Linked DNA regions of Homo sapiens: region 2 is linked to region 1. A link is a contact called in ENCODE POLR2A ChIA-PET data. All regions are on one chromosome and are shown on one strand. The core of a region is the stretch at or near the end of the contact, and the rest is flanking DNA. Distances in the headings are between cores, read along the strand shown.

Region 1 (5,664 bases), core at 1,105-3,604:
ACCATAGGAATTAAGTACTATTTTAAAAATAGGAATTATACTTCCACTCAAAAACACCTATTTTGTGGAACACTAAAGTTTGAAATATATATGTATAGAGATTAGACTTAGAACTCACAGAAGGTAAATTCAAGAAATTTTTAAAAATTACTCCAAAACATTATTTTAGTTCTTTCCATATCTATTTTGTTCTAGGAACTGAACTGGGTTCTGAAATAATAAAAATAACTGGTATCTGTATAATGTTGTGGTTAATCCCAACTTTATGCAACTATTCTATTCAATGTGGTTTCTGGGGGTCCAGATAAAATATAACACTTGAAGCAGAGTGGGGATTGAGGGACAGAGAAAAAAAAACTGAGAACTGAGAATTGAAGAAGAAAGGCAAATTAGGAAGTTCAACAAGGTTAGGAGAGTAGTGGAGCCAAAAAAACAATAGTCATGAGAACTGAATATAGAAACTGGACAATGGCTAGATCTTATATGACAATTAGAACTCTGACCCACAACCTCTACAGCAACCAGCCGAGAATAATCAGGACTTGGTCAATGACTCAGTTTCCCTGTTTTTTGCCGCCTCCTTTCTTCAACTCAGAACCCACTAAAGACAGCCAAATATGCTACCTACCCCAAACCAATCACCTAAGAGACACTACTTTTGTTAGCCCACCTCCAGCTTTCCCATGCTAATACCCTCAAGTCAGAGTATACATGAAACCTTCCCTTTTTGTTCACTACTAAGCTTTCCTGGCCAGGTGCAGCTGCTCATCCCTGTAATCCCAGCACTTTGGGAGGCTGAGACAGGAAGACTGCTTGAGCCCAGGAGTTCAAGACCAGCCTGGACAACATAGTGAGACTCCATCTCTACAAAGAATTAAAAAAAAATAAGCTGGGCATGGTGGCACGTGCCTGTAGAGCCAGCTACTCAGGAGGTTGAGGTGGGAGGATCGCTTGCTCAGGAGGTCGAGGCTGCAGTGAACCACGATCGCACCACTGCACTCCAGCCTGGATGACAACAGAGTGAGACCCTGTAGGTAATTAAGTAAGTAAGTAGTTTTCCTAATGTCCTGACAGGCTTTGAGTCGGCCAAATGCAAGTGATGGTGACTGACTCCCTTGTCATAGTAAGCTTTGAATAAATAAAGCATTTGGGTGGTCTTCCTCCCCGATCCCCCCCATTCATTCATTTGCTTATTAATTATACATTAGTTGTGTTTTATCTGCCAGGCAGTGGCCAGTATTGGGAATATGTGGAAGCAAATAGTCCCTGCCTTCAAGGATATTCTGTCTAGTGGGACAGACAGACAGACATATACGTATAATAGTAATTCAACGTGCTAAGTGAAACAATAGGCATGTATAAAAAAGGTGTAGTAGGTCAAGTAGGGCTTTTAGGGGAAGGCGACCCTTAAGATGGGTGGTAAGGGATGAGTAGGAGGTGATTTGGCTAAGAGGCTGGGACGGTTATTCAAGGCAGGTGGAGGGGCAGAATGAGCAAAACAGGACGCGTTGCTGGAGCGTGGTAAGGAAGGCAAGTAGCGGCAGAGGACGGCGGTAGGGCGGATCGTGGGGCGCAATGGATGTGCCACGTTGGAAAGAGCTTGGACTTTATGCCGTCCTCCTGGAAATGAGATAACGGCTGGTGTAAGCAAGAAAGAAACACACACACACCCACGCGCGCGCGTCGTTTCCTTTGTGTTACTGTAAGGTCAAGGAGGGCGGCGACACAGAAATTCATGATGACTGGCATAAGCAGACATTCAATGAATGAATGAATGGACATAAGCACTTTGGTGTAAACGTCATTGTCTTCGATTTCTGTTTTCTCACGGGGCAAGACAGTGAGGTCGGGGCATCAGTTTGGGAGGTGATAGGGAAGGTTTAAGGTGAGAGAACTGCCATTCTGGTAGGGAGGGTCAGTGGGCACAAAACCAACAATAGGTTATGGGCAAGGGATGCGCTTCGGTCGCGAACACCCTGAACCCACCTACCGGAGCTACTCTGTCCCAGGAGCGGCCGTGGAGAAAGCAACCAGCCGAGAGTTCGCGCCCCAGGGAGGGAAGCGGGCACAGGGCCGCCCAGCGCCACTCACCTGTGAGCTCTCCGCGGGCCCTGCAGGCGGAGCCTCGGTACGACGCCTTTCCGATTGGGCGCGGCTCAAAGTCCCGGGGCGGGCATCAGAGGCCGAGCGCTCTAGGGGATTGGCCACCCTGGCGGACGGACGTGCTGCTGACCGAGCTGGTTCGCCCCCGGTTCGGCTCGTGGAGAGCCGGCCCCTCCGTGAGTCTTCTGTCAGTCATTGGCTCCCTGCGGTTTCCTTGGGGACGTGGCGCCGCCGCCGGCCGGGCCCTCCTTCCGGCTGGGCAAGGGGCCGCGGGGAGCAGCTCGGGACTGAACCGAGAGGTGCCGAAGGAACCGGCGGGCCGCTTGATCCCGTGAGTGTGGGCGCGAGAGGGCTGTGGGACCCGGAGGGACGGGGAGAGGAAGCGGGACCCACACCCCGCCACCTGGGGACGACCGGTTCCTAGAGGACAGAGCTGGCCCACGAGAACGCCCCGCTCCCAGGATGCCCGGGTAGGGTCCCCTGGGCCTGAGGAACCAGAGCAGACGGAGCGGGAGCCTGGGGAGGAGGTGGGAGCCGTGGAATTCCCGTGCAGGTTTGTCTCGTGGGCTCAGTCGGACAGAAGCCTGAAATCAAATCTTTCTAGGCTGCAGACGTAGGAGATGCCTGGGACAAGGAGGCCACCTTCTCAGGGCAAAAGAAAAAGAAGGTGACAGGCGTTGAGACCACCGAAGGGAACCCATGGCTAGGTAAGGCTGCACACTTTCCCTCCGGCTGGGAGCACGGCAGAGGATGGCAGGCAGGTTGGGGGGCCCTGGGAGGCTGTCCCAAGTGAGGTTTGCCCTGGAGCTGCACTTGGACTTTGTATTCTGGTTAGTTGGATGCAGAGACGATCAAAGTTGTATTATTTCGAGGGCTGATAAATAATAGTTTCTAGCCCATAGACCAGGAGTGGTAGAGTGAGTCGGCTTGCTCAGCTCTGTAAAGTGCAAGGTTGTAACATTGATTCAGATTCGCATCTGAGCAAGGCTAGGTGCCACTTGAGGAGGTTAAACAAAGAAGTTTTTTTGTTTTTTGTTTGCAGTGAACTTTAAAAGCAGACAGACCGAGGTCCTTTTGAATCAATATACAAAGTGAACTTCACAGATGAATACACTTATCCATACATTATAATAACCTGAAGCTTTTAAAAAATATTAATGTGGATCTACATGCACCAATAAGGGAAAGTTATAAAATAAAGTGGGGGAAAGATGCAGAACAGCAGGTATGGTGGACTACCATTTGTGTAAAACCGAGGGAATGGATACGCACACACACACACACACACACACACACACACACACAGAGATATATTACTGTAAATATATTGGTGTATATTTATGCTTGTGTATCCGTAGAATATCCCTGGAAAGATACACAGCAACGGCCAGGTGCAGTAGCTCACGCCTGTAATCCCAGCACTTTGGGAGGCCAAGGCAGGCAGATCACCTGAGGTCAGGAGTTCAGGACCAGCCTGGCCAAGTAGAAACCCGGTCTCTACTAAAAATACGAAAATTAGCCGGGTGTGGTGGCAGTCACCTGTAATCCCAGCTACTGGGGAGGCTGAGGGAGAAGAATCGCTTGAACCCAGGAGGTGGAGGTTGCAGTGAGCTGAGATTGCGCTACTACACTCCAGCCTGGGCAACAGAGCAAGACTCCATCTCAAAAAAAAAAAAAATTACACAGCAACTGGGTAGTAATGTTTGCCTCTGAGAGATTGTGGGGTCAGGGCAAGAATCACTTTTCACTATACAATATATCCTTTTAAACTGATTTGTCTTTTACTATGTGCTTGTATAATCTGGTAAAACATTTTTAAAATCAGTTAAATAAATTTTCTGACCATCCTGTTTCTTGACAGAATTCTTGGTTGGGAATACTGTAGTTGCTCTGATTCTCCAATGTTATGAGGTTGCCCAGGGAGACTGGTGATCTTTTCACTAACATGAGATTAAGTCTTTGAATTGCACTCAAAGTGCAGTTTGGAAAAAGGGCAGATAAGGCTTTTCTGATATATATAGTAGAAGCACCATGAGCTTCTTCTAAAATTAGAGATGACAAGAACATTTAGACTTCTGTTGGCATGGATTTTTGCCTTTATTAGGAGGGTTTTATCCAATTTTAAAACGATATTTAAGCACTCAGTTGTAGAAATGTTTCAGACTTACTAATGTTTGTCTAATTTCAGGATCAGTTTTTCCTACCTCTGCCCAGCCTCCTGGTACTTCACTGTGCCCACAGTGAGTCCATTTCTCCGTCAGCGGGTGGCATTCCTGGGACTCTTCTTCATATCCTGTCTCCTTTTACTTATGTTAATCATAGACTTTCGACATTGGAGTGCTTCATTACCACGAGATAGGCAATACGAAAGGTGAGTCAGCTTTAGATTTTGGCACTCAAGTCATAAATATTTTCATAAGCTGTTTAACACACTACTGACTTTGACCCTTTTGGGTGATACTGTACTTTTATTAGTAAAATTGCATGCCATTTATTACATAAAGAAGATTTTAAGCCCTATTTTGGCAATATGCAGTTTGGTACAGGAATACTGATACTGCATGAAAGGCATCTTTGTGTTTTCTTGTTTTGGTGGGCTGAAACTTATTGTGTGTATAAATGTTTAGGACTGTATTATACCTTTATGAATGGACCCCTTTATCATTATTAAATGATTTTCTTTATCCTTGATTATATACTTTGCTCTGAAATCTACTAGTCTGGTATTAATATAGCTACTCCAACTTTCTTTTGATTAACATTAGCATGACAGATATTTCTTCTATAGTTTTAGTTTTAGCCTATTGGTGTCTTTATATAAGTGGGCTTCTTGTAGTCAGTGTTTGGTTGGGTCTTGTTTTTTTATCCAATCTGACTATCTCTGCAGTTAATTGGGGTGTTCGGGCCATTTATATTTAATCTGATTATTTAGTATGTTTAGTTTTAATCTTGCTATGTGTTTTTCATTTGTCACATTTGTTCTTGTTCTTTTTCCTCTTTTTCCCTCTTCTTTTCAGTTGAGCACAGTTTTTATGTTTCCATTTTATCTCTCATGTTGGCTTATTAGATATAACTTCTTCTTTTTTTAGTGGTTACTTTAAAGTTTATAGTGTCATCTTTAATTATCACAATCTTCCTTCAAGTAATATTACTCCTCTTCACATCTAGAACAAGAACCTAACAACAGTATACTTTCATTCCTCCCTTCCCCTTGGTCTTTCTGCTACTGTCATGTATTTTATTTCTACATGTTATAAGCTCCACAATATATTGTTATTATTTTTGTGTTAGTCAATTGTCTTTTGAAGAGATTTTCAATATAAGAAAAAAAGGCTTATGTATTTAACCATATTGTTGCCTGAAAGGGTCATATAAGCAAAGTGACCCTTGAATGCTGAAGGGACGGAGAAACCAAAGGAGGAGGCAGGCAAATTGTTCGTTGGTATTCATTGATTTATTGAGGGAATTTGCAGACAGAAGCGTGGCCCTGGGTAGCTGCAAGACAGATAGATCTCCATACTGTTACTCCCCAGACCCAGGGCTTATATAGTACAGGGAGAT
Region 2 (5,664 bases), core at 1,489-3,988, about 25 Mb after region 1:
AAAACCTAAAAGAGGTTGTCATAGGTTTGGTTCCCAGGGAGCAAAGTGTGACACTGAGATGAACAGGGAGGAAGTTGATTAGGGAGTACTCTGAGAATCATCATCTGTTGGAGAAGAAAAAGAAGCAGGATTGGCTGAATGAAGTAGTTGGACTGAGGTACCACTACAACAGAATTTCAGCAAATCCCTCCTGGCCCTCCCTTTTTTCATCTACCCCGACCAGGCATTGAATGCTGGATGCCCACAAAGGGAGGACTGGCCTTAGGCAATGAAGCTCTCTTCAACTAGGTATACTTATAGGAGAGAGCTGACCTGCAGCAATCAATCAATCCTGCAAGGCAGACAGGAGGTCTCGGTGGCACATCAAATCATCTAGGGCAGAAACAGTAAACCATGCAGCTGCCTGGGAGAAGAGCATCCCAAGCAAAGAAAACAGCAAGCACAAAGGCCCTAAAGTGGAATGAGCTAGGGACGTCCAGGAAGCAGAAAGAAGACTAATGTAGCTGAAGCTCGGTAAATAAAGGGGGCAGTAGCAGGTAATAAAGTCAGACAAGTAATAGGGGCCAGGTCTTGGCAAGATTTGGTGTTTGGCCAAGAAGCAACATGGTTTAGTTCTTACATTTAAATGTTGACCATCTTGCTATGTTGAGCATAGATTTGGCAAGGAGGGGATTAAAAGCTGAAGCAGGAACACTGGGTTTCTCAGCCTTGTCACCACTGATGATAATTCTTCATTGTGGGCCTGTTGTTGTGCACTGTAAGACGTTTAGCCACTTCTCTGGCCTCTACCCACCCACCAGATGCCAGTGGCACCTGACACCGAATTATGATATCTGATAATGTTTCCAAACATTGCCACATGCCATTTTGGGAGGCAAAACTGCCACCAGTTCGGACTCCCTGAGTAAGAGGATACAAAATTCTGAGAGAGAGAGATGATGGTGACTTGAACCACCGTTTCACTTCCCTCCCACCCCAAGACGCTACAGTCTCAACTCTGCAGCCAAAGTGATTGTGTTATCTGTTATCAAATTATGTCACTACTATACCAAACTGTTTATTTGCCTGAATTTCCTCCATCCTTTCATCCTTGAGCTTGTAAATGTTGCCTTTTTTCTTTTCCTTTTTTTTTTCTTTGAGACAGAGCCAGAGCGCAGTGGCACAATCTCGGCTCACTGCAATCTCTGTCTCCCGGGTTCAAGCGATTCTCATGCCTCAGCCTCCTGAGTAGCTGAGATTACAGGCATGCACCAGAATGCCCGGCTAGTTTTTGTATTTTCAATAGAGATGGGCAGAGGGGAGTGGGCAGGGTCTCACCATGTTGGCCAGGCTGGTCTTGAACTCCTTGTCAGGCCTCTGAGCCCAAGCTAAGCCATCATATCCCCTGTGGCCTGCACGTATACATCCAGATGGCCTGAAGTAACTGAAGAATCACAAAAGAAGTGAAAATGACCGGTTCCTGCCTTAACTGATGACATTACCTTGTGAAATTCCTTCTCCTGGCTTAGAAGCTCCCCGACTGAGCACCTTGTAACCCCCGCCCCTTCCCACCAGAGAACAACCCCCTTTGACTGTAATTTTCCACTACCTACCCAAATCCTATAAATCGGCCCCACCCCTATCTCCCTTGCTGACTCTCTTTTCGGACTCAGCCCGCCTGCACCCAGTTGAAATAAACAGCCTTGTTGCTCACACAAAGCCTGTTTGGTGGTCTCTTCACACAAACGCGCATAACACTCCTGACCTCAGGTTAACACTCCCCACACACGCCCCCCCCTCCCAAAGTGCTGGGATTACAGGCATGAGCCACCGCGCCCGGCCTCAAATGTTGGCTTTTTGTTTTGTTTTGTTTTTGAGACGGAGTCTTGGTCTGTCACCCAGGCTGGAGTGCAGTGGCGCGATCTCGGCTCACTGCAAGCTCCGCCTTCCAGGTTCACGCCATTCTCCTGCCTCAGCCTCCTGAGTAGCTGGGACTACAGGAGCCCGCCACCACGTCCGGCTAATTTTTTGTATTTTTAGTAGAGACGGGGTTTCACCGTGTAAGCCAGGATGGTCTCAAACTCCTGACCTCGTGATCCGCCCACCTCGGCCTCCCAAAGTGCTGGGATTACAGGCGCGAGCCACCACGCTCAGCCTAAATGTTGGCCTTTTTTTTTTTTTTTTTTTTTTTTTTTTGAGACGAAGCTTCGCTCTTGCTGCCCAGGCTGGAGTGCAATGGCACGATCTCGACTCACCGCAACCTCCGCCTCCCGGGTTCAAGCCATTCCCCTCCCTCAGCCTCCCGAGTAGCTGAGATTACAGGCATGTGCCACCACGCCCGGCTAGTTTTTGTATTTTCAATATAGACAGGGTTTCTCCATGTTGGTCAGGCTGGTCTCGAACTCCTGACCTCAGGTGATCCGCCCGCCTCGGCCTCCCAAAGTGCTGGGATTACAGGCGTGAGCCACTGCGCCCGGCTAGAATGTTGTCTTTTAATACTAAGGTTTCACTTGCAAAGGGAAAGAACTGTTTGCGGAACTATCAACCGCTGTCTGAGGCGTGTCGGGAGCGACACCCCTGCGGAGGATACGGTGCCGGGGTCCTTCCGATCGCAAAAACCGGCGTTCCTCAGCCTTCAAGACTGTGAGCGCTCAGGGCCCTCGGCCGCTGCCCGCCGCAGACTCCACTTCCCATGATGCCAAGGGGTCGGGCCGTCCGGAAGGCCGTGTGCCCTCCGCGGGGCATGATGGGGTAGCTGGAGATTTCCATCATGGCGGCGTCCATTTCGGGCTACACCTTCAGTGCTGTGTGTTTCCACAGCGCCAACAGCAACGCGGACCACGTAGGTGCCGGGCCCCCTGCCGCGCCCGCTGGGGGCTTTCAGCCTCTGTCTCAGGCCGGCGCTCGCGGCCAAGCCGGGACCTCATGCGGCTCGCCCCCTGGGCACCAGGGCCGGCCGGAGGAGCTGGTGACCCGGGCGGCTCCCGCCCCCGGTGAGCTCTTGCCTCTGGGGGCTCCTTCGCCCCTGGGACAGGCCCCCTGGCTTCGCGCTCTCAGCCGCTCGGCCGTCCCGGCACAGCCGTCTCCCGTGCAGCAAAACTGTCCCACCTGGCCTCCTGCAGTGTCAGGAGTCGCTCGGTGGAAACCGAGCGCCTGCCCCTCCCTGAAAGTCAGGCTTCTAGACTTAAGAGGGGCGCACGGGGTCGGGAAGGAATCTAAAGGCCGGGCGTTTAGTCCAGTAGGCGAGGTACTCAGCCCCGCCCGCCGGTCTCGCAGGTTGTCGTGGGGGTGCTGCGAGTGAAACCGTGGCTGTCACTACTGATACTTGTTAGACACGGTTGTGTGTTTTCTTCGCCCTGATGCAAAATGGAGAATGTATACAGGAGCGTTCGGTGCAGGGTCTATTTTGTATTTCCTTGAAGTTGCGTGTTTAGTTCTTTGTGACTAGTTCTTTCACTAGTCACAGTGAAATAGGGAAGTGACAGGCCCACTACTGAGTGATGGGAAATGCATAGGCTGTGAGCCCACAGGAGGAGCAGATCCTGTCTGTTTCAGTGTCTTTATTTTACAAATTGTCTTTTAACGTCATTGGCCTCTGATTGGAAATGCTTTGTGAAACTAGATCACTTCTCTCTTAAAGGAGGTATATAATTTGGCCACCAAATTGGGGGATTATTTTAAGTGATGTTAATAGTGAATGATTCAAACTCATTAAACCTATGTGTGGGGTTTTTGGTTGTCATTACAAAGCAAAATGGTACACTGCAGAAGGAGGAACTGCATTTGGTTTGATGTCAGCAATCTTAGCTTCCATTAATAAAAACTGATTTCACAGGGAGGTGATTCCATTAGTAAATTGAATGCAATTAAATTATTGTACCTTTCATCTCTTCAGTGTTGATGGTAGAACTTAATGATAGGAATAGGAATATATACATCATGGGTTTTTCCAGAAGCAGCTTTGAAGACTATGGCCTAGGGTACTACAACCAGCTATTTAATAATGTAATATAGTTCCATATGTAAGGGTTTGTGATACCCCTAGTGTCCATGGACTATTAAAAATGGGTCCTTTATTTCTTGAATGCCTACTAATATCACAGTTTATGTATATGGCAAGATTACTGTAAGAACAAGCAGCTACCTGTTGAAAAAAATTAATTCAAGAGATATCCCTTAATATCTACTCTGCAAGGCGTGGTGCTTGACTTCATAGAAATTTTCACCAATGCCAATAGTTTGCAACTGTGTTTTATATGACCATGCCTGTTTATATTAACTTTGCCACAATTATAGATGTGGAATCCTTGAAAATAATTTCAATTTTAAGGTTGAAGAACCAACAATTTACTTTTGTAGTACATACTTATTTTGTCCAGTCAAGAAATTAATTTAAAACCACTCATTTGTAGACCTGGGGCTACCATACTTTTCTGTACAGGGCCAGATAGTAAACTTTGTAGGCTTTGTAAGCCATATGGTCTCTATAGCAACTATTCAACTCTGCTATTATTGGGAGAAAGCATCTATAGACAATAAAAGATTCAAGTGACTCTTATTAGCTGGACACGGTAGCTCATGCCTGTAATCCCAGCACTTTGGGAGGCTGAGGCGGGCAGATCACCTGAGGTCAGGAGTTCAAGACCAGCCTGACCAACAAGGAGAAACCCCGTCTCTACTGAAAATATAAAATTAGCCAGGCGTGGTGGCACATGCCTGTAATCCCAGCTACTAGGGAGGCTGAGGCAGGAAAATCGCTTGAACCCGGGAGGCAAAGGTTGTGGTGAGTCGAGATCGCGCCATTGCACTCCAGCCTGGGCTACAAAAATAATAATAATAAAATAACATAGAAACCATTTTTAGCTTACAGGCCGTACATTAATAAGCATTAGGCTGGAATTAGTCCCCATGCCATAGTTTGCCAACTCCTACTATAAAGGAACATTGGCTCAGATAATCCAGACCAGTAGATGTATAAACATTCCACTTGTACTTGGCTTTAGAATGTCCTTTTAAAAAAAAAATTACAGACAAGGTCTTGCTATGTGGCCCAGGCTGATCTCAAACTCCTGGCCTTAAGCGATCTTCCGTTTTTGGCCTCTTAAAGTGTTGAGATTACAGGCGTGACCCACCGCATCTGACCTAGAATTTCTTGATGTCACTGTTGAGTTATATCATTATTCCACAAATGGAAGACTGTTGTAGGGTTACCAGATGAAATACAGCACACTCAGTTAATTTGAATTTTAGATAAATAGCAATTTATTTATAGTATAAGTATATCCCAAAACTTACAAAATAATTATTTGTTATCTGAAATTAAAATTTTATTGTGTGTCTTGTATCTTTTGCTAAATCCAGCAACCCAGTGCTGTAGAATACTAGGAATCTAGCTATGTTCTTAAGTCTAAAGTTCTGTGTGAATATGAAATTATTTTTTCACTTTGATTTTTTGAAAGTGGGTATTTGTTTTGTTTGTCTTTTGCTTGTGACAAGACAAAACTGCTTTTATGGTGAGAATTCATAACTGAAAGATTTTCTTAGGGTAAAACAAGCTGATTTAGGCAGTGTTTCTCAAATTAGTAGTCATGGACACTCCTTTGGATCTCAGAGAGTTTTTTTTTTTTAAGGGAATATATATATTTCTTTTTTTCTTTCTTTTTTTTTTTTTTGAGACAGAGTCTT

What was found. ChIA-PET counts read pairs that join two places held with the same protein, here RNA polymerase II (POLR2A).
Region 2: POLR2A ChIA-PET joins it to region 1 with 11 read pairs in naive thymus-derived CD4-positive, alpha-beta T cell. The contact joins the promoter of ABRAXAS2 here to the promoter of ENTPD7 in region 1. POLR2A ChIA-PET finds 5 or more read pairs at or near these places in 2 of 52 experiments (Panc1 and naive thymus-derived CD4-positive, alpha-beta T cell).

What each region holds. Positions count from the first base shown.
Region 1 is chr10:99,657,155-99,662,818 of GRCh38, forward strand. ENTPD7 (ectonucleoside triphosphate diphosphohydrolase 7) reads left to right here and starts at 2,355. Exons shown (of 13, transcript NM_020354.5): 1 at 2,355-2,434; 2 at 2,708-2,810; 3 at 4,292-4,474. The coding sequence starts at 2,803. It also overlaps a transcript of SLC25A28 not described here. RefSeq lists silencers at 2,034-2,243, 2,364-2,583.
Region 2 is chr10:124,799,081-124,804,744 of GRCh38, forward strand. It overlaps ABRAXAS2 (abraxas 2, BRISC complex subunit), which reads left to right and starts at 2,739. Exons shown (of 9, transcript NM_032182.4): 1 at 2,739-2,821. The coding sequence starts at 2,750. RefSeq lists enhancers at 2,338-2,892, 2,565-2,834, 2,893-3,446 and a silencer at 2,935-3,014.